Regions from separate parts of the Homo sapiens genome. Here regions 2, 3, 4, 5 and 6 are each linked to region 1. Evidence: chromatin contacts called from ENCODE Hi-C or POLR2A ChIA-PET data. All regions are on one chromosome and are shown on one strand. Each heading gives the region's core, a stretch centred on a gene start or an enhancer-like site at or near the end of the contact. The rest is flanking DNA. Distances are from core to core; before and after follow the strand shown. Region 1 holds the start of PTP4A2 (protein tyrosine phosphatase 4A2). Region 2 holds the start of TINAGL1 (tubulointerstitial nephritis antigen like 1). Region 3 holds the start of CCDC28B (coiled-coil domain containing 28B). Region 4 holds the start of EIF3I (eukaryotic translation initiation factor 3 subunit I). Region 5 holds the start of PEF1-AS1 (PEF1 and COL16A1 antisense RNA 1). Region 6 overlaps LOC105379772 (a long non-coding RNA gene).

Region 1 (3,594 bases), core at 689-3,188:
AAGTACTATGGTAGAGTATTGCACAAGGTGTTTTGCAACTTTATCGGAAGAATCAATAACTCACAGACGCAGCAAAAGTTTTGCAGAGGTGGTAGCTCTTTCTTTCAAATCAGTCTATGTTTCCAGGAAGTAGAAAATACTGCTTGCTGGAGGCAGACAGAATGCAAGTGAGCCCAGTCTGTGCTCCTCACCTAAGGGCCTTGCTACTGATCTGCAGCCCCTCCTGCTCCTCAAGGCCTCTCTCAACTCCCACACAGCCCTGCTAGCCAGCCTTGCCCTAGAATACCCCCTCCTGGGCCACCTGGTGGTGAACATCCTGGACTCTGTGCTGTGGCTTGATGCGGCTGAGTCATAAGACCTTTCTTTTTACTGCTAAGCGCTAATGGAAGCCTTCTGGTCAGAAGCAATGCCCCAAGTCTACCTTGTGGGGAAGGTCTAATGACGACAGATCACTGCTTCTCCCCGCAGGGCTGGATGAGCATGGATGTGGTGGCGAGGTGGGGGAGAAGCACCCACGGGAGCATCTTCATTTCTTCCTATATAGGCGCCAGTTCTGGGCAGGCAAGACTTCCCAGGGGTGGACAGAAAGAACAGACCCTCCCCAACCCGCAATTCCCAGGGGGAGACATCTCCCTCCCAAGCCAGCCTCCAATGCCGCACTTTGCCATCTGGTCGTGGCCCAAACCAGCCTCCTAGCTCGCTAGTGACCACATTTTCCAAACCAAAACTCAGGACGCATGATCTGGCAAAGAATTTCTGGCTAGCTTCCAAATGCAAGAGGCAAAAACCTTTCCACCTGAGAATCTCTACGATAATCTGCGTCGTTAAAGGTGACATTAAGTCGGAAAGCTTGAAATTCAGGGTCTCTTCTTTCTCACTTTCTCAACTCAAGCGTTTTCTTTTTCTTTCTTTTTTTTTTTTGAGACGGAGTCTCACTCTGTCGCCCAGGTTGGAGTGCAGTGGCACGATCTCGGCTCACTGCAAACTCCGCCTCCCGGGTTCAAGTGAGTCTCCTGCCTCAACCTCCCGAGTAGCTGGGATTACGGCCCTCCTTCCGGGCGGGCGCCACCATGCCCAGCTAATTTTTGTATTTTTAGCAGACACAGGGTTTCACTATGTTGGCCAGGCTGGTCTCGAACTCCTGACCTTGTGATCTGCCCTCCTCGGCCTCCCAAAGTACTGGGATTACAGGTATGAGCCACCGCGCCTGGCCCTTCTCAAGCGTTTTCATACGTTGTTATCGATACGTGAAAGAGCCCATGAGGTAGCTGATTATTATTTCCATTTAATAGTTGATAATACTTGGAATCACTTGCCCAAGATCCTACATCCTGAAAGTCTGAATTTTGGCTTGTCAGGGACAGTTCTTAGGGTGGGTGTGTGTCTTGTGGGCAGAGCTGGGGGTGGCGTATTAATATCTTCGACGAAGATGCACACGCCATTCATTTGGGGCCTCAGGAAGGGCAGCCGAGAACTGAGCTGGCCAGGTTCCCACTTCTGAGTTGGAAATCCCCAAGCCCAGGACGTGGCGGCCACCCCGTCCCATCAGGATCTGACCCGAGGCCTTAGGGCCAAGTAGCGAGAAAGAACCCTTCGACCTTGCAGGTCACACCTCGGCTGCAGGCCCTCGACCCAGCCCAGGTGCGGATGGGCGGGGCGCAGCGTGGGCGAGCGACTCCCCAGGCCACGTTCTGCCTTCCCTCCCCGATCACATGGACTCGCCTTCCGTAGCCGGGAGTGCGGAGCGGAACGAACCACGAGGAGGAGGAGCGGGGGAGGCGCCCAGGGCAGTGGGTCAGCGCCCCGCGGGGCAGGTGGGCGGGCCCAACTGCCCGCGAGCCGGCCAGCCAGCCAGTCAGCGAACGCGGAGGGCGGGCCGGTGGCCCTGCGCGCCGCGCCCCGCAGCGCCCCCTGAGGGGCGGCGGCGGGAGCTGGTTCCGGCTGCGCGCGCAGCGGTGGTGGTGGCGGCGCGATCGGCCGGGCTGTAACCGTCGTCTGTCCGGGAGCGGCTGGAGCGGCAGCGGCGGCCGGGCACGGCGCGAGGTGACGCCACAGGGCAGCGGCGGCAGCGGAGGCAGCGGCGGCAGCAGGAGACGCAGCGGCGGCCGCAGCAGCAGCAGCAAGACGGACTCGTGGAGACGCGCCGCCGCCGCCGCCGCCGGGCCGGGCCGGGTGTCGCGCGCCGAGGCTGGGGGGGAGTCGTCGCCGCCGCCGCCACCGCTACCGCCGCCGCCGCCGCCGCCGAGGTGACTGAGGAGAGAGGCGCCTCCTCGCTCCCGCCACCGCCGGACTTCAATGCCCAGTCCCCAGCTCGCCAGCGTGAGTGCGCCCCTCCCGGGCGGCCCCCGCGCCGGCGCCGGGGGCCTCGGGGAAGGGGAGGGCGGGAGGCGCCGCAGCCATTAGTGCAGGCCGGAGACACGTCCCCGGAAGGAGGGCCGGGCCGGGCCGGGGCGGGGGAGCGAGGGTGGGTGAGCGAGGGGCGGGCTCGTGTGTGTGGAAGGGAGAGAGCTGTGCGAGCGTGGGGGAGAGTGAGTTGGTGAAGGGAGGGCGTGTGAGTGGGGGACAGGGCTGAGTGTCCGTGCGAGGAGGTGGGGGGAGTGGGAGCGCGTCGGGAGGCAGTGTCGATGTTGGGGGAATGTGGGTGAGGGCAGGGGAGGGTATGGGTGTGTGGGGAGCGTGTGGGCATGAGGGGTGGTGGTAGAATGAGTGAGTAAATGGGGGAGGAGAGAGTTGAGAGTGTGGTAAAGAGCGGGTGAGTGTGGGGGGAGAACATGGTGTGTGTCGGTGAGAAGGTGCGTGGCAGAGGCAGGAGTGTGGTAGGGTGTGCCGGCGTGTGTCCAGTGTGTGAGCAGGCATCCTAGAGGCCCTTCCCCTTGGTCTTTGTGTGTGGCGATAGTGAACCCTGGTGTGTTGGGTTGGGGAGTTCTTTCCGGGAGCATCTTGTCCGTGGGTCTTCAGGTTCAAGTATGAGGAAAGGGGGTATAAGTCTCCTCCAGCGGCACTATGATCTTCTGGCTCTGGGATTTTAATTTTTTTCCCCCAGAAAGGATGTGATGTGTTTTTTTGTTGTTGTTCTATACATTTTTTTCTCCCACGTTTCATGACTTCAAAGTAAATTTTCAAATTTGTCAATGATGCCATCCTATCCTAGTCTGGGGCCCCTGAGAGCTAACGAAAAGAAGTTTGTCTGTTGCCCAAAATCCTACACTCTGGCCTGTAGAGTGTTCAGGAGCATAAACTTTTGTAAAGTACTGCTAGTTTTTCAGGTGAAGAGTATTTTATTGTTAGGTAAATTGAACTGTAGTCTGGTTTATTATTTCCTGGAATTTGTCAAGAAATTAGCAGTGACTAGCAATTCTAGTGTCACTGTAGGCATTCAGCAAATGTTTGTCTGTCCGGAGTCGCCAAACTACATTACACTGCTGAGTTGGAATATGGTACTTGCTGTCATGCTCTGTAAGAGAGAGTAGTTTCAGAGGGAAGTGAGTGAAGTTATGCCTTGCTGAGTGTGCAAAAGGAGATTAAGGATACAGAATGACACATTATCAGGGCTTCAGAATCACTTGCCAGCACACCATTGTATTGGTGAAGATG
Region 2 (3,482 bases), core at 930-3,429, 360 kb after region 1:
TGAAGACATCACACACACACACACACACACACACACCAGCTCTCACTGAAATTAAACTATAACTGAAGACATCACACACACACACACCAGCTCTCACTGAAATTAAGCTATACTGAAGACAACACACACACACACACACACCAGCTCTCACTGAAATTAAGCTATAACTGAAGACATCACACACACACACACACATACCAGCTCTCACTGAAATTAAACTATAACTGAAGACATCACACACACACACACACACACACACCAGCTGTCACTAAAATTAAACTATAACTGAAGGCATCACACACACACACACACACATACCAGCTCTCACTGAAATTGAAGCCAAACTATAACTGAAGATATCACACACACACACACACACACCAGCTCTCACTGAAATTAAGCTATAACTGAAGACATCACACACACACACACACACACACACACACACACCAGCTCTCACTGAAATTAAACTATAACTGAAGACAAATCCTGCAGGGTCACACACCAACTGCTGTTTGGGAAGTTCTTCAATGATTCCAACCTGGATTCCTCTTACTTTACTTGGATGCCAGCCACAACATTCCTGGGATCCTTTTCCATTTAAATAAGTTAGGGCTTGGAGATGGGGAGTGGGAGGAGCATGGGGAAGCCAAGGCCCAGAGAAGGTAAGCAACCGTCCTAAGATAACACAGCACTCTTGAGATGACAGCTCAGGTATGCAGTCTGCCGGCCCAAGCCCCATGGAACTGTGGGAAGGAACGCAAGTGATTCTCCTATTGGACAGGGGCAAGTGCATGGAAAAGGATGATGGTGAGGCTGAAAGCAGGAAAAGATTTGACCCATCTCCCAGGTATGAGCAGCCATCTCGGGGCACAGGATCCTAGAATCCTCAGCAAAGGCAGAAAAATGGCTAAGATGACCCTCACCAACCCATATGTGCCTTATCAGCCCAAGAGTGAGTCAGCAGGTGCGGCCAGCACCTTCCGTGTCTGGAAAAGAGACAGGATTGGGAGAAAATGTGGGAGGTTGCCCTTTCCCTGGGCCAAATTAGAATTCTAACCAAGGAGCTTCTTCAGTCTTGCTGGAGAGTAAAGTTCCCAGAGGGGCAGGGAAGAGTCCCAGATTCTACAGAGCTTCCCCTGGAAATGTCAGTGCATCCATCAGCTTTGCTCTTGAGCCTTGCTGAGTCTGAGGTGGACAAAGTGACCCACCCTCCTGGCCATCTTAGTGCCCACCTTGGATCGGGGGAAAAGGGGGTGGCACGCCGAGGCAGAAGTCCCAGAAGTCAGGGCAGCAGTCGGAGACCGTGCGGTTGCAGAAGAGGTCACAGTAACAGATGGCGCCCAGGTAGGGCAGGGCACAGTCGTCGGCACGGCCGCGGCAGCACAGGTCCTGCTCCTGGCAGTACCGGCCTCCCGCGTCCCGGATGCCCCGCAGGTGCAGACCCGGTGCTAGCTCCCGGCGCCCACGACCCTGCTGGGCACCCAGAGCCAAGTGGCCAGCCAGCGGCAGCAACAGCAGTAGCCCCAGTGGACATCGCCACATGGTGGCTCCTGGGCCCTGGGGGGCAGAGATGGTGGGCAGCAGAGACTCCCTGGAACACCAGGGATGAGTCTCCCAGTTTCCTGGAGCTGTGAGTTCAAGAGGGCCCAGCAGGGAGGGAGATCCCGATTCCTGAGTCCCCAGGCAGGACACGGGCAGAGGAGCCCCAGTGTGTGGGCCCTGGCTATAGGGGGATGGGGACTGGGCAGAAACGGAGCCCCTCCCTGACCTAGGCAGGGACCTTCAAGGACAAGGAAATGAGGGTGGTGGCATTCTTGGTGCTCCCACCCAACACTCATCCTGTGGACCCAAGGTCTTCTCTCCTGTCCTAGGTCTCTCTGCCCTCCAGCAGCCTCCATCCCTGACCTGGGTCCTTGACTTTGTGCTTTCCTGTCTCCCCCGGTCTTTTGGGTACACCTCTCTTCTGTTCCTGTGTCCCTCTGTCCCCCTCCACTGTCCCTCTCTCTGCCATCTGTCTTGGTTCCTCTACCTGCCCCCTCCCCCTGTTTCTTCTCTGTCTACACCTTCCGCCCTCTGAGCAGGGGAGCGTCCCTACCTGGTGAAGGTGTGGGCTGGGGCCCAGGCTGGCCCGCGCGCCTCCGCCTCCTGGCTCTGCGACCGCCGGACGCTCAAAGTCAAGAGAGGAGCGCGGGGCGGGGCGCTTTTTGTACCGCCCGCCCTCTGCACCGCCCCAGCAGTGGCGGAAGGGAGGGGCGCCTGGCTTGTACCTGGAGTAACTACCCCACAACTCATGGGCTTGCAGGGTGGAGAAACGACAAGCACACGATTGTCCTGGCTGGGTCTCCTGTGGCGGAAGCCGTTCCCTTAGGGGAACCCCAAGCAGGAAGGATTGCGGTTTCACACTGGGAAGGACTTCACAGTGGGCATCCCTGTGGAGCTGAGGGGCTCTGGTGGAGAAGGGGGGATATGGGCAGCCGAGCTCTGGGTTATGGACACAAGTTTGGGAAATGATGGGGAGGGCATGTGAGGCAAAATTCTGTAAGCCTCTCCTGACCCCTCGGTAATAAAAATAGCCATGCACACCCCTCTCCACTGTGCCCCCTAGGCTTGGGTGCCGCCCCCCTAGCCACCCCAGCTCCTAGGAATGATTGGAATTCCAGGAGTATGATCCTTAGGTGCCCTGGGCGGCTCATCCCTGGGAGGTGGGCAGGGTGTGGGGGTGGCCTCTGCACCCTTTGATCCCTTGTTGAGTCTGCCTTCCCTTGCCTGCTTGGGCCCCTAGACGAGCACTGCCCTCTCTAGCAAACCCAAGGGCATCCTGCTTGGCACCTGTCCCCCTCCAAGGGTCCAAAGGCAAGGGCCCTACCAGCTGGCACCCCCTGCAGAGGCCCTCCTTCCTGCCGCAGGCATAAACCTTTCTTTGCCCAGGCTGGCCTGGGACCCAAACAATGGGGCTTCTGTCCCGCCAGGTCTGCCGTCACCTTTTACCTCCCTATTGTGCAACGCCCTCTCTTCAACAGGTTGGGCCCAGGCCAGAGGTCTCTACCAGCAAAGAGGATAAAAGAGACTACACCTGGACAAACCCTCCCAGGCCCAGGCCTGAGCCTCACATGTGGCCCCGGGGAAGGCATCAGGGACTCCCTTTGCCCTCCCACTGACCTCCCTGCAAACCTCCCCCAAACCAAGGGGCATCCTCAGCTGGCCAGACCCTGGGGGAAGGGAGAGAGCCGAGGATCACCGGCACCTGTGGCTGGGTTACCCCTGCCATGGACCACTGGGTGGTGAGTCACCAAGGGGGTCCTGCCCTGGTGGTGGGGGTGGAGGGATAATATCCGGGGGCCCCAGCACTGGCACTAACACACCCAGGAGCTGCCCATCTGCTCCCTGCAGGGACCTGGGAGGACAAAGCCTAGGTGGGAAACTGAGGCTCAGAAGAATGCACTTGCCTGAGGTCGTGCAGCCAGAACACAGGCTCCCTG
Region 3 (3,572 bases), core at 60-2,559, 260 kb before region 1:
AAGCAACCCCACAAAGATAGCCAGGGGCAAAGTTAGCCCTTCACCCAGAAATCCCTGAGAGCTGCACCAAGGAAGGGCCCTGGGACCTTCCAGCTTGTCACCTCATCTATACGGTAGGGGCAGAGCCAGATGCCAGTGTCTGCTGCTGGGATCGTGGATGTACACTTGAAGGACCTTCTAAGGCCCAACCTAATTCCCCTTCTGCCTGAAAACCTAGGCCCCTCCTGAAAGGGTGGGACCAGTCACAACTATCTTGGCGCTACTGGGGCTTCCTGTCACGGTGGCTGGGGGGCGGGGCTGGCAGAGGAAATGTAGTGGGAGACAAGACGGAGGTGAGCTGCAGAAGCCCAGCCGAAGATTAGGGATGTCTTAACTAAACCCTATTCTATTTATCAGGGGCCTAAGCAGATGCTAACAAACCCTGTCAGCATGGGAGGGGGACAAGGTGCAGGTAGGGGCGCCTGGGAAAGCCCCAGCGTGTGGGTAATTGTAGGAGAAGCCGCAGCATACAGGGCAGGGTTCATTGTGGGTTTCCCCCACATAGACACCGGCATCCCTCCACTTCCACCCACCCCCAACCGAAAATATTAGGGACTCCCTATAGGTCCCGCGGGTGTGCTTTCAGCTGCTTCATTTTTCCCAGTCGGAAAGTCCCTGCTGGGCTTCAGCTGCAGCCAGGGTGGACTGGGTGGTTGGCCGCTGGCTGCCTGGGCCTCCGACAAAGGCTGCGCCTGTGGCTGGGCTGCTCCGAGGTCCCCGGTCCAGCAGCGCCCCCCAAGCCTCCGGTCGGCTGGGGTTCCCTCCTCTGGGGGTCTCATTCCAGGCTGCTGCTACCGAGCCTAACTTCGAATTCTGGGACTGGGGGGGTTGGGGGGGTGGGTGGCGCTTAAGCATTTACACTGACACATAGCTGGCTGCCACTGACGGGGTCTGCGGGTGTGGGGAGGGGAGATAGGAGCGCATCCTCTGCCTCTCCGTGCAGCAGCTTGACCCAATTAGGGACCTGATAGAAGAACTGGAGCCGGAGCCTGTGCTCCCCAGGAGCGGCTGGGGCGACCGGGGATCTATTTCCCAAGCCCGGGCTCCAAAGCCATGTGCCAAACTCATCGCTCAGCTCCGCAGCCGCGCTCGAAGACAGAGCGTCAGACCCGCGTCATTCCGCCCCCGCCCTCACTCCCTCAGGGGGCTACTGACCTGGAGGTTTGGGGTCTCGAGTGATGCTTCGGTGCAAGTTCCCTCCGCCCTCCGCCCTCTCCTCCCGGGAACACCACCGGGTGAAAGCTAAGCTGGAGGGAGTTCATTTGCATTTAAAGAGAAAGTGACCTTCTCCTTAGCGCGGTGGGGTGAGATGGGAGGAGCATCCCCGCGTATGCTAAGCAGTTCCTCTCACTCGACCTCACCTCCCCGCCTGAACCTAGGGGACCCTGTTGGTTGTGTGATGTCTATTTTAAAAAGATTTTCCCTTTCCCGGCAGTTTCAGAGAGAAGCTACAGTTCCTTACAAAATGGTGGTGGCTTTGTCAGAAAGGGGGTGGGGCGGGGGAGAGGAGAGACAGAGTGAGTGAGTGAGAGAGAGAGAATGTAAGCACAGAAGAAGCACAAGCAGCAACAGCAGCAGCATCAGGAAGACACTTCGAGCAAAGACAGCCATCAATGGAGTGAGTCCAGTGCCCTATTGAGCACTTTACATACATTTCATCCCCATAACAACCCTTAAGGAAGATACCAGTGTCATTCCCCATTCTACTGAAAGTAAGCAACAGTCTTTTGAGGGCAAAACCCCTCTCTCTACAATGCCAGACAGTTTTCTCTGGTAAGTGGTGGGGGCTGTATTTTGCCGCAGATGAAGTGACAGGAGTCCTCCCCACCCCCCAGGCCTAGGAGACAGGTGTGGGGAGCACCAGGTCATAAGGTAGACCACGCGATTCCCTGGCACCTGACTCCAGTCCTCAGGGAAACCTGAGCACCTGATGGAGGCTGACCCAGTGTGACTGCTGCTGCCTGCAGCCAGATCAATGGGGGCAGCTATTTAAAGCCCTGGCAGAGGCTCCTGGCGCAGGTCCCCAGAACAGCATCTGATACAACAGGAGAGAGGCTCATGTTTGGCCAGGCGGCTCAGCAGGCTCAAGTGAGCTGGCCCAGGGCAGTGCACACAGCCACCCAGCCCACCTTCCCCATCCCCGGGCAGGAGTGGCTTCCTGGGGTTGGGCCTCTTGGCTGATGTGGGGAGCCATGGGCACTGCTCCTGAGGGCACCTGCTCAGGGCTTCTTCCTGGGTACTTCCAACACTCAGAACACTCCACAAGGGTAAAGAGTAATTCCGAACTTTTTCAATAACCAGGGGCCCAGACTGGGGACAACAGAAATCCCTCTCCTTCCCCACCGGAGCTGCTAGAGTAGACAGTGGTAATGCTGCTGACAGAGGGAGCACCCCTGTGGTTCCCATCCTCAGCTGCTTCACTGGGGGGTCAGAAACCTCATTATTCTCAGAGCTGCTTTGCTTGGAATCTCCAAGAGTTGGGGCGGCACCCCCCCCACACCCTCCAGAGGATCTGCGACTAGAAATAACATGGCCAGCATGGAAAACATGTATCAGGACCCAGCTAGAAGGGTCAGAGGCTCTGCTGGGACTGTCACAGTCATTGTGGGCACATCTATTTGTGGAGGCCTGGAGGGAAGGGCAGGTGGGTTGTCTCTGCCATTTCCTGGGCATTCAGCACATATCATCCTTTGTGCCTGACCAACCCAGGACCCAGAGAGAACAGGGTGCTGGGTGAGGCCACCAGCAGCATGTCTCCCATATAGGAGTCCCATGCTTGAGGTGGGTAAATGGGGGGTGTAAAAACTGAACAGAGAATGTGCTCTCCTTAAGGAATGCATACAATTAGAGGCCCCTGTGAATTCCCTTGGGCAGGCCAGGGCTATAGGAGCCTACCCACAGCTCAGACCCAAATAGCAGTGATGAGTGTCCACCCCTCTTAACCTGGGCCTCAAATGGCCTATGCCTGGCTCCATGCCTTTTGCCTTACTGCTGGAGCCTATCAATTTCCTATTGAAACACCTTCAGTTGCCCCCCCTGCCCTCTGGATCTAGCCCACATTCCTTAACCTGGTACCCAGACTCTGGGCCCAGCCTCACCCCCTCTCCCAGTCCCATGGACCTGCTTCCCAGCTGTACCATTTAATCACTAAATGACGTTCATCTTCTACCTGCCCTGTGGTTCAGAAGGCCATTCCAGGTATCACCCCCTCACCTTGCTGAAGGGGGCAGGGGCCTCCTCTCTGCTCTCAGCACCATTGACCTGTCTATAGCTAAAAGTACCTTTTCCCTTCACTAGCCTGTGAGCCCCCAGGTCAGGGAAAACTTTTTTGTGTGTGTGTGATCCTCTCTGAGGCAAGGGTCTTGCCAACTTTGCCAAGGGCTCCACTCAGGCAGCTCAAGTGAATATGCCAGCATCCTGAGGCTGTGGCGACTGCTCAAAGACACTGTGGAATATGTAAGATACCAGGGAACCACCATGGGCGCTCTGCAGCAGACCTGAACAAGTCAGTGATGATGGAAGGGGCTGAATGG
Region 4 (3,541 bases), core at 1,042-3,541, 280 kb before region 1:
CTGTCTCCAAAATAAGAAAAAGAAAAAAAAAAAAAAAAAGAAAACTTAATCTATGCTTCCTCTACCATGGCGTGTATTTTCTCATCTATCTTTCTTGTCTCTTATTCCCTAGACTGGAAACTATCTATGGATTTCATCTCTATTTTCCTAGGACCTGTTTACTCAAACAGGTACACTGTAGGTCCTCAATATTTGCTAAAAAGGTGAATGAACCCAGCTTACCTGTTTCACAGTCCCAGAGACGACAGCTGTTGTCAGCTGAGCCAGTGAGGACATGCTTGGTGTCCCCTGAAGAGTTGTTAAGAAATATGACGAAGTTCACCCGAGCCCTTGTCCTCTTGGGATGCCAAGTGAATCATCTCCCTGTTCAGCCCCAAAGAGCCTTTCTACCCCTCTTACCTCCTTATCCAGAACTGGAATTTGTCCTGAATGTTTCCTCAGTCAGTGAAGAGACCAGGGAGTAGGAGGTATCGTTCTCTAGGCCCTCAACAGCACCCCCAACTCCCAACTCCCAACTCAGCCTCTCCATCGCTGACAGACCCTAGCAACACGGACTCAGACCCAAAATAAGGATACAGTCAGCGTCCACACACCACACAGCTCCGGTATGGCCCATGTAGGTGCCCAGCCTCTCACCATTCACAGAGTACCATACATTGACGATCTGGAAAAGTCAAACCACAGGATAGTACACATCCCAGTAAGAGCAATGGCTTCCTATTTTGCCCCAGGAACCCTCAGCAGCCTGTAGCAAGGCTGATTCTGCCCTCTTCTGTTTATTTCTTGGGAAACAGCAGGGAGCTGGTAAAAAGACCAACTCCTGGATTCTCCTCCCTTCCTGAAGGGAAGCAACAGAGGAGTCAGGCGGCTTGTAAAGGCATCCTCATTTGTTAGCTCCAGCTCTCCTGGGACTCCCAACGGCTCCAAAGAATAAAAGGCCAAGTTGAGCTCCAGTCCAGAAAAACAGTATCTCTGATGTCTTATCCAAGTGGGAGCAGCTGGTAGTAAGGAAGTCTGGGTTCTGGTGCCTGCTCTGCCACTGTCTCACTATATGATCTCAAATACAGTGCTTCTCTCCTCTGAACTTCAGTTTTCTCATCTTGAAAATGGCCAGGCCGGGTGTGGTGACTCATGCCTGTAATCCTAGCACTTTGGGAGGCCGAGGCAGGCGGATCACCTGAGGTCAGGAGTTCAAGACAAGCCTGTCCAACATGGTGAAACCCCATCTCTACTAAAGATACAAAAAATTAGCTGGGCATGGTGGCACGAGCCTGTAGTCCCAGCTACTAGGGAGGTTGAGGCAGGAGAATCGCTTGAACCTGGGAGGCAGAGGTTGCAGTGAGTCGAGATCGCGCCACTGCACTCCAGCCTAGGCGACAGAGCGAGACTCCGTCTCAAGAAAAAATAAAATAAAATGGCCAGGTGCCTCAAAAGGCAGTATCATGAGGGATTGTTTGGCATTGAGTAGCAGGATGGGATTGACTTAAAATGAGACTAGAGACACCCTCATTAAGTTCCCTGTGTCTGAATAACACAGCCTGCACCTATCCTGGTAGAAAGATTAGATTATCCCTAAAGGTCGCATCCCGTTCTCTGGGCAAGCTGACCCTCATCTTTATCCCCTTTCCACAGTGGTCTCTTGCTTTTCTTGGAGTGCAGTGGCACGATCTCAGCTCACCGCGCTCAAGCGATCCTCTCGTTTCAGACTCCGAAGTAGCTGAGACCACAGGCGCGAGGCCACCATGTCAGGCTAATTTTTTTGTGTGTAGAGATGGGTCTTACTACGTTGCTCAGGCTGGTCTCCAACTCCTGGGCTCAAGCGACCCTCCCACCTCGGCCTCTCAAAGTGCTGGGATTACAGGCGTGAGCCACCGCACTCGGCCAATAGAGTTCTTCCCCACCTTTCCCGGTAGAATACTTTCGCCAACCTACCCCCGGCATGGCCTCTCCCTACTTCTCACAATGGGCTGCTCTTTGGTTCCCCGCTAACGGCAAAACTGGCGTGTCCACCCATCGTCCTGGCAGAAGGATCCCGCCCCTCCCGGACCCCCTCCAGCCAACACTCACAGGGTCCTTGGCCACAGTAAAGAGGAGGTCTCCTTCGCGGTTATACTTAATCTGCGTAATGGACCGCTCATGGCCCTGCAGTAGGATCGGCTTCTGTGGGGACAAGACAGTAACGTCAGTGCTCGGAATTGGGCCCCAGCCTCAGCCCAGGACCCCCACTGCAATACCCCTAACTCTGAAACTCACCATCCCGGCTGTGACGCGAGGAAGGCCGCAACGTGAGTAAGACCGGAAAAGGTTTCGAGGTCACTTCCGGATTATGGGTCTCCGCCCCTTCGTTCCCGGAAGTAGAAGACAGCGGCGTTGCCATGGCGGCGTCTCTGGGTAGGTAGCCGGCCCCGCCCTTCCATGGATTTCCCGACCCTCGCCTCGAATTCATTTCCTGCTCCACATCCACCCTCTAACCCCGACCCCTGCTACAACCCCAGAGGCCGGACTCCTGGATTCATCTCCCTAGCTTCCCTGGGCCTGCCTTAGCCGCCAGTCGCAGCCGAGGCGAAGAGAGCGAAGGAGGGAAGTGGGGGCGGCTAGCTGGGGCTAGAAGGCCAGGAGAGGGCGGGGTGGGCGGCCGTTTGGGGTGGGGGTCAGGGTGACTCACTCGTCTGCATTCAGGGCAGGTGTTGGCTCTGGTGCTGGTGGCCGCTCTGTGGGGTGGCACGCAGCCGCTGCTGAAGCGGGCCTCCGCCGGCCTGCAGCGGGTTCATGAGCCGACCTGGGCCCAGCAGTTGCTACAGGAGATGAAGACCCTCTTCTTGAATACTGAGGTGCGTCTCTGTGAAAGGCCCCTCTCTCGGTGGAGTTGCCGCCAAGAATTTGGTCTTTGGAGTCAAACAGGTCTGGGTCAGCCCCACCACTTACTCACTAGAAATTCTCGGAAAAGTCAGTTGTCCTTGAGCCTCAGTTTCATCATCTGTAAATGGCGATTATAATAATAACCATCTGATAGGTCAGTTGCAGGAATTAGGTGAGATACGTAGAGCACTTAGCATTAGGCCTAGAACATAGTAAGTGCTCAATCTATGGCTGCCATTATTCACATTTTATTGTGATTCCTTCAGTTACATAAGGCAACATTTGTGAGCCTTTCCAGAGGGAGGGCTTGGGGCTCAAATTGGCCCTGCAGGGGAGGAGTTCAGAGGAGGAAGGCTGGAGCTGGAGGACTTGGGGAAGGCTTCCTGGAGGGGCTGACATTGGCTTCAAGGCCTTGCAGGATGGGAACTAGCAGAGGTGAGGGAGAGGGTAGTTTGAGCAAAGGCACAGACTTCAGTCTGTTTCCCTCTTTGCCCTGGAAGGATCCTCCTTAGAGGGATTAGTGTTCTCTGGGTCCTTATAACCCTGCCTCCCTCCAAGGAAAGACATTCGCTAGGAGCTCAAAGAAGGCAGTGCTGCTCAGTCAGGCCATCACACTGACTGCAGGTTTCTCCTCTTTCCAGTACCTGATGCCCTTTCTCCTCAACCAGTGTGGATCCCTTCT
Region 5 (3,429 bases), core at 151-2,650, 290 kb after region 1:
GGCAACTGCCTCTCTGCACCTCAGTTTCCCCATTTATGAAGAAAGAGGCACTAGATAATTCAATTTTCCTCCAACTCTAATGATCTGGGGTTTTTTTCTCCAAAGACCACAGATCTGTATCCCACTACAAGGGTACTAACTGGTACCCAGTACCTTGACATTAGAGGAGTAATTCCGCCATCGCCTCTCCCTACCGGGAAGAGTCGGTCGGTTCCCCGTTGTCAGGGCAACCGCCTGGCCACCGCCCCTCGTCTCCTTTCCCGCGGCTCATCTGCGGAAACTCAGGAGCTACTCCAGCAATTACGTCACTATCATGCGTCCCATTTGCCAGGTTATAACATGGCTACCGCAGCAACACCCCACCCAGGCTTCTCACTAAATTTCCCAACCTGACCACCTCTTCGGCCCACTCCACCTCAGGAAAAGGAGGAACATTAGCGCTGGTACAGCCGCCAAGACTTCCGGAAGCTCCATCAATCACTTAGCTCCCCTGGTCTCTCGGGTAGGCATCCGCCCACCGCCCCCATCGTCACTTCCGTCGGCCGACAGCACCCAAGATTGACAGGCGCGGACGTCCAATCAGATGCGGGCCCAGCCCCAAAGCCGAGACGAGGGGCGGGTTTGAGAGCGGAAAGCCCCACCCCTTGCCTGAGTGTGACGTCAGAATCACCATGGCCAGCTATCCTTACCGGCAGGTGAGTGTGTGAGGGGCCCGCGAATCCAGGTAGCGGCGGTGCCAGGCGCAGGCCCGACGTCCCCCTGCTCTTTCTCCCCGCTTTCTCCGCGCCCTTCCCACGATGGGTTCGCTTCAGCGAGGCCTTGCGCTGTAGAGAACCGAAAAGGGACCGTCGGTCGCGCCCTGCTCACGTCATGAAGGACCGCACATTCGCGAGGTCGTGTCGCGCCCCCTTGACGTCGCTCACTCGAGGATTTGGGGACCTTGGACCCCACAGGTCCAGGCTGGCGCTGGCCTGGGCTCCACAGCCTCCCAAGGCCCTCATGGGGGCCTTGGGCGGGGGCATCAGCCATGACCGGAGGTTTAGAGTTCTGGTTCCGCCGATCTCATTTGGGGCGTCGGATAAAAATCCAGGCTTCCGGACCCACCCCACACTGCATCAGAGTCATCAGGAAACTCTGGTTGTAGCAGGCGCCACAAGTGAGCTGGTTTGACCACTGACTTAGTTCAACACCGCCATTTCGCGTGTAGAAAAGTGAACCCCGAGAAGACACAGAACTTACCTGAAGTCACCAGGCAGTTAGGCAGCAGGGCCGAGGTCAGAACCCGGGCTATCTTCAGATGCCTCTTCCCCAGCGTATCTTGATTCAGTCAGGAATACCGCAGCAAGGTGATTCTGTGGCCAGAATTCTTTGTTGGGTGATAGTAGGGTGTTGAAGTGCACTTTGGTGTCAGAGGTAGGTTCATATCTTAGCTCTACCACCTAAATAGTTGTGAGCCCTTGAGCAAGCTGTTTTGCCTTTCTGAGTCCAAGTTTCCGCCTGTAAAATAGGGCCGAATAATAGGATCTGCCTCATAAAGCTGTTGTGGAGAGTCAGGAGGTGATGCTTACGAAGCGTTTGGTACATAGTGAGGTGTAACATGTGTTGCCCTTTAGCATTTTGATTTTTAGTAGACTTCTAAAAGGCCAGTGCCCGGAGGGTCCTCAAAATAGAGCCCTCATTTTACAGAGGAGGAAATGAAGCCCACAGAGGGCTGCGATCACACAGTTATTTAGGAGATGAAATCCATAAACGAAATGTGGGAAAACAAGATCAATTGGTATATTACACAGTGCTCAACTGAGTTTAGTCACAGGCCAAAAGATGTAACAGTCCTTCCAGGGAGTGCAGTCTTGTGCGGGTTACACAGTGTTTGGACCTCCATTATCCTAATCATGAAGTCCCTATCGGCATGCAGGTATTATTACCCCTAATTAACTGCTGAGGAGCAAACCCAAAGAGGTTAAGTGGCTTCCCAAAAGTCACACGTAGTAAGTGAGGGTGAGGCCATGACCAGAGCTTAGGACTTCTCTTATTGCATCCTTAGAGAGAGGTAGGAAAGAGAGAGGCCAGTGCGGGCTGGAGTTAGGAAGTGTAGCATAGCAGTTGCTTCCTAAAGTCCATTCCATTTGCTGAGTCTTGGGAGGTTTTAATAGATATTGTTAATATAGGAGGATTCTGTAGTTAACTAAAGTTTTGGAAATACTCTTAAGTATAGCTGAATAAGTTTATTGACCACAAGCTATTTCAGAATCCTTAATTTGCTAATGTACATTGTAAATCATCCAGAAAGGAATATAATATGCAGTATTTCTTAAACATATCTAACCATAGAAACTCCGCCTCCCGGCTTTCTTTTCAGATGTCTGGTCACTTTTTTGACTCTAGTATTTCTGAGGAACACAGGCTGAAAAAACATTCATAGCGCCTTGTTTCCCAGTGGCTGGTCTTCTGCCTCAGAATCAGCTGAGAGCTTGTTTAAGAAAGCACACTTTTGGGTCCCACTTCAGACCTGTTCTGTACCCAGGAATCTACATGCTAATAAGCATTAGGGACAATTGGTGTGCATCCTAAAAGCAGTGACAGGTTAGAGAGAACTGTGCTAGAATTCTAGCTGTATTACTTAATAGTTATATACCCCTGGACAAACTAAGGGCTCTGAGCCTCAGCTTCCTCACCTGTATAAAGGGAGAAATAATACCTGTGAAAAGGGCTAAAATGAGGTTAAAATGCAGGGAGCCTGGCGTGTTGCTAGTGCCTAGTACATGCCAGTGTCTGGTGGCAGCTCTTGCTGCCGTGACTGCTCTCATGATGCCATGCTGCCTGGGCTATTCCTGGAGTGAAATACTGAAAAGGAGCACAGAGAGAAGAGTCTGGAATAGAAAAAGAAATGTTGTTTTTTTTTCCTACCATACCCTTGTCCGCCTCCTGGTCTCAGGTGTTCTAAGAAAGGAAACGAGTTGTTTTAAAGCATCTCAGTCAGTGCTGCCTCCCCTCCACCCACTACATAGCTTTGGAGGATTCCAGCCTATTGTTAGGAGTCAGAATTCCTGTAATTTTCCACTGCTTCCAGTCCAGGGTACCCAAGCAGGGACTGGGTATTGGAGTAGTAAAATTCAAGCACCCTTTGGTCCTATGGGGGAACGAGCTTGGTGGATTTCAGTGCTTAAGAGCTTAGTTTTTGAGGCCAGAGAGAGTTGATTTCAAATCCCTGCTTTGTCACTCCCTTGCAGAAGTTTGTTGCAAAAGTCTGAGACTCAGTTTTCCCTTTTTTGAAAAAAATTTTTTATTTATTTGTTTATTTTTAAGACAGAGTCTTGCTCTGTCGCCCAGGCTGGAGTGCAATGGCACAATCTTGGCTCACTGCAACCTCCGTCTCCCGGGTTCAAGCAGTTCTCCTGCCTCAGCCTCCCAAGTAGCTGGAATTACAGG
Region 6 (3,216 bases), core at 480-2,979, 450 kb after region 1:
TTTTAGGTGGGATAATAACCATGCGGTTATGTAGGAGAGTGTCCTTTTTTTTAAAGAGATGCTTGCTGAAATAATTAGAGGTTATGTGACAGGATGTCCTTACTTTGAAATGTTCTTTTTATTTATTTATTTGAGACGGAGTTCCCCCCTCCCCTATCCCCACCTCCATCACCCAGGCTGGAGTGCAATGGCACCATCTCAGCTCATTGCAACCTCCGCCTTCCGGGTTCAAGTGATTCTCCTGCTTCATCCTCCAGAGTAGCTGGGATTACAGGTGCCCACCACCACACCCGGCTAATTTTTAGTAGAGACGGGGTTGCGCCATGTTGGCGAGGCTGGTCTCAAACTCCTGTCCTCACGTGATCCACCCACCTCAGCCTCCCAAAGTGCTGGAATTACAGGCATGAGCCACCACCCCCAAAAAAATTCAGACCAGGTGTGGTGGCTCACACCTGTAATCCCAGCACTTTGGCAGGCTGAGGTGGGCTGATCACGAGGTCAGGAGATAGAGACCATCCTGGCTAACACGGTGAAACCCTGTCTTTACTAAAAATACAAAAAAATTAGCCAGGCATGGTGGCAGGCGCCTGTAGTCCCAGCTACTCGGGAAGCTGAGGCAGGAGAATCGCTTGAACCCAGGAGGCAGAGCTTGCAGTGAGCCGAGATCCTGCCACTGCACTCCAGCCTGGGCGACAGAGTGAGACTCCTTCCCAAAAAAAAAAAAAAATCTGTTGATGGGTGGTGGTGATGGGTGCATAACAACATGAATGTGCTTAATACCACCTAGTAATATACTCAAAAAGGGTTAAAATGGTAAATTTTATGTTATGTATATTTTGCCACAATAAAAAACAAAATACTCATCCACTTGGGGCTGCTGAGCAGAGACAAGATCTTACTGAGGACAGCCTACCAGTGACTTGCTGCCTCTGCCTGCTGGACTGTTGGGTTCTTCTTCCCCAACACCAGCCTCAGCTGTTGGTGGCAGCAGAAAGGGGTTGGGGGAGCCCCATTCCCCATGGATCAAGCCCATCATGCCATCAAGAATTTGAATTTGGTGGCTTCCCACCCCATGGTTCAAAATCTCTTGGGATCCCAGATCCAGCAAATCTAATTGCAAATGTTTTGGGGTCAACCAAATAGGGACTGACTCTCCCTCAGTACCAGACCTTACTTTGTTTTCAATTCCAATGAACCAGAAATCATGAGGCACTTAGAGCCTTTTATTCCCTACTAATTACAATGCAAACTGCTACCCACATTTTCTTGCTTTTGTCTGAGGGTGGGATCCGTCAGTTATCAGAGCTGATGTGTAATCAGTCTGTTTGGCAATAGGAGCCAACAGGGATTCATTACCCACCACCCACAGCCAACCCCCTACACTGCAGCAACCAGGAAGCTGGGGAAGATGAGAGTATGGTCACCCCCTTTTCATTGTTTCATTCAGGGTAGAAATTCAGGGCCTACGGGGACATTGCAAATTCCTTTAACCTGGACAGCGATGCTGATGTGCAAGTTCCTAGAAAGCAGCATGGACATTAACAGAACATTAAGCAAGCATGATGACTAAACCAAAGGGAGTTGACGCAGAGCATTTCAACACCACGTAATTAATTACCCAGCAGAAAGACATTTCAGCAAAGGGCCTGGGGACCACATGATTCTACTTCCTCATCATAGATCTGCAACTGACTTCACAGATGGTGTGTAGCAGCCGTTGCGTGAGGTGTTTAAGAATAATCACCATGTTTTAATTCCATCTGCTTCCCCTGGGGAGAGAAATTCTTACTTGACAGTGAAGCTGAGGGAAGAGAGAGACCCTCTGATATTGTTTTATACTCAGTACCCGTTTTAAGAAAAAACGACAAGGAAGTAAAACCAAAGACAGGCAGCCCGGCGCCAGGCCAAAAACCAGGCCTGGGCCTGCCTGGCCTAAACCCAGTAGTTAAAAATCAACTCATAACTTAGAAACCGATGTTATTCATAGATTCTAGACATCATATAGAAGAACATTGTGAAACTCCCTGCCCTGTTCTGTTTCTCTCTGACCACCAGTGCATGTGGCCCCTGTCATGTACTGCCTGCTTGCTCAAATCAATCACGACCCTTTCATGTGAAATCTTTAGTGTTGTGAGCCCTTAAAAGGGACAGAAATTGTGCATTCGGGGAGCTCAGATTTTAAGGCAGTAGCTTGCCGATGCTCCCAGCTGAATAAAGCCCTTCCTTCTACAACTCGGTGTCTGAGAGGCTTTGTCTGCAGCTTGTGCTGCTACAAAGCCACACAGTACAAGGCAGTCTAGATTATCTTCCCCATTTGCTTCTGACAGTGTGAAGGTTGACACTGAGTTTGCCACTCTCCAGGGCAAATATCTTTAGTTCGTTTCACAAATGGGTTGACCGAGGTCCAGAGATTGTGGGTTGTGCCCAAGATCACAAGCTCAAATTCATGTGCGATGGATAGAGAGCAAGGGTTGCCTTGGAATCTGATTAACACCCTGTGGCTACTCCCAACTGGGGTGAGGGAATCTCCCCACACTCAGTACCCAGTCCTGATTAGGGTTAGAGTAGCATTAGTGGTCCTATGGGCAGGAGTCCTTCCTTTCTCCCTTATTCCCCACAGGAAAAATTTTTAATTGATAAGTATCATTGCCATGCATGCATTTGTATTTCTACCACCTATGTATGTATCCATAGACAATATAAAGTATTATTTTGTGTGTTCTTAAAAATTTAAAATAAATAGTATCATACCATATCATTTTGCAACCTGCTTCTTTTTTCAGTATTTAGTGTGTTTTAAGTTTATCCTTATTGGTTCATGTAACTCTACTTAAATTATTTCAAATACTATAAAGTAGTCCACTGTTTGAATAAACCTCAGGTTATCTACCCATTTTTTTGTGCATTATATGTATTATATAGTGAATTCTTACAATAACATAAGCTAGAGAAAAGAAAATGTTATTAAGAAAATCACAAGGAAGATAATATATATTTACTGTTTATTAAGAGGAAGTGGGGTCATCATAAATGCCTTCATCCTCATTGTGTTCATGCTGAGTTGGCTGAGGAGGAGGAGGAAGAGGGAGAAAGAGAGAAGGGTTGGTATTGTCATATCAGGGGTAGCAGAGGCAGCAGAAAAGTAACATATAAGTGAATGAACAGAGTTCAAACACAAACCCGTGTTGTTCAAAGGTCAATTTTTCTTTTCTTGTA

Evidence for each region. A loop is a pair of places that touch in the nucleus more often than their neighbours do. ChIA-PET counts read pairs that join two places held with the same protein, here RNA polymerase II (POLR2A). Pooled maps may share reads with other maps.
Region 2: a map of PC-9 shows a loop between it and region 1 (4-fold over the local background). The contact joins the promoter of TINAGL1 here to the promoter of PTP4A2 in region 1. A Hi-C loop is called at or near these places in 5 of 168 maps with a recorded cell type or tissue (Calu3, PC-9, ascending aorta and 2 more) and 4 of 50 pooled maps. POLR2A ChIA-PET finds 5 or more read pairs at or near these places in 2 of 52 experiments (AG04450 and WTC11).
Region 3: a map of gastrocnemius medialis shows a loop between it and region 1 (2.1-fold over the local background). The contact joins the promoter of CCDC28B here to the promoter of PTP4A2 in region 1. A Hi-C loop is called at or near these places in 1 of 168 maps with a recorded cell type or tissue (gastrocnemius medialis), 1 of 37 single-sample maps with no recorded cell type and 8 of 50 pooled maps.
Region 4: a pooled map shows a loop between it and region 1 (5-fold over the local background). The contact joins the promoter of EIF3I here to the promoter of PTP4A2 in region 1. A Hi-C loop is called at or near these places in 1 of 168 maps with a recorded cell type or tissue (breast epithelium) and 2 of 50 pooled maps. POLR2A ChIA-PET finds 5 or more read pairs at or near these places in 2 of 52 experiments (Caco-2 and activated CD4-positive, alpha-beta T cell).
Region 5: a loop to region 1 is called in a map of CD8-positive, alpha-beta T cell, with 3 times the contacts of the local background. The contact joins the promoter of PEF1-AS1 here to the promoter of PTP4A2 in region 1. A Hi-C loop is called at or near these places in 8 of 168 maps with a recorded cell type or tissue (B cell, CD8-positive, alpha-beta T cell, ascending aorta and 5 more), 4 of 37 single-sample maps with no recorded cell type and 16 of 50 pooled maps. POLR2A ChIA-PET finds 5 or more read pairs at or near these places in 9 of 52 experiments (CD4-positive, alpha-beta T cell, CD4-positive, alpha-beta memory T cell, HEK293 and 5 more).
Region 6: a loop to region 1 is called in a pooled map, with 4 times the contacts of the local background. The contact joins the enhancer-like site here to the promoter of PTP4A2 in region 1. A Hi-C loop is called at or near these places in 3 of 37 single-sample maps with no recorded cell type and 4 of 50 pooled maps.

What each region holds. Positions count from the first base shown.
Region 1 is chr1:31,936,712-31,940,305 of GRCh38, reverse strand. It overlaps PTP4A2 (protein tyrosine phosphatase 4A2), which reads left to right and starts at 1,938. Exons shown (of 6, transcript NM_080391.4): 1 at 1,938-2,319. RefSeq lists enhancers at 1,352-1,621, 2,732-2,781 and silencers at 1,682-2,061, 2,264-2,435, 2,212-2,551.
Region 2 is chr1:31,575,212-31,578,693 of GRCh38, reverse strand. TINAGL1 (tubulointerstitial nephritis antigen like 1) reads right to left here and starts at 2,179. Exons shown (of 12, transcript NM_022164.3): 1 at 2,099-2,179; 2 at 1,236-1,560. The coding sequence starts at 1,545. LOC105378626 (a long non-coding RNA gene) reads left to right here and starts at 797. Exons shown (of 6, transcript NR_188671.1): 1 at 797-850; 2 at 3,024-3,284. RefSeq lists an enhancer at 1,648-2,368.
Region 3 is chr1:32,198,332-32,201,903 of GRCh38, reverse strand. It overlaps CCDC28B (coiled-coil domain containing 28B), which reads right to left and starts at 1,309. Exons shown (of 6, transcript NM_024296.5): 1 at 1,195-1,309. RefSeq lists enhancers at 1-463, 332-551, 464-983, 1,242-1,321, 1,534-2,091 and 1 more.
Region 4 is chr1:32,221,157-32,224,697 of GRCh38, reverse strand. It overlaps EIF3I (eukaryotic translation initiation factor 3 subunit I), which reads right to left and starts at 2,291. Exons shown (of 11, transcript NM_003757.4): 1 at 2,254-2,291; 2 at 2,068-2,160; 3 at 577-664; 4 at 223-288. The coding sequence starts at 2,256. It overlaps TMEM234 (transmembrane protein 234), which reads left to right and starts at 2,345. Exons shown (of 5, transcript NM_019118.5): 1 at 2,345-2,391; 2 at 2,680-2,831; 3 at 3,501-3,541. The coding sequence starts at 2,376. RefSeq lists enhancers at 1,963-2,596, 1,873-3,072.
Region 5 is chr1:31,642,107-31,645,535 of GRCh38, reverse strand. It overlaps PEF1-AS1 (PEF1 and COL16A1 antisense RNA 1), which reads right to left and starts at 1,400. Exons shown (of 6, transcript NR_184313.1): 1 at 1,240-1,400; 2 at 690-824. PEF1 (penta-EF-hand domain containing 1) reads left to right here and starts at 660. Exons shown (of 5, transcript NM_012392.4): 1 at 660-695. The coding sequence starts at 672. RefSeq lists enhancers at 191-530, 771-840, 160-930.
Region 6 is chr1:31,481,929-31,485,144 of GRCh38, reverse strand. It overlaps LOC105379772 (a long non-coding RNA gene), which reads right to left. Exons shown (of 3, transcript XR_001737618.2): 3 at 2,989-3,065. Among named protein-coding and RNA genes, the nearest start is that of LINC01226, 35 kb to the left of the region's middle. RefSeq lists a silencer at 818-996 and an enhancer at 1,661-1,970. Within about 2 kb of position 1,729, at least 13 of the 41 ENCODE cell types and tissues checked have a DNase peak (open chromatin) inside an H3K27ac peak, as active enhancers do.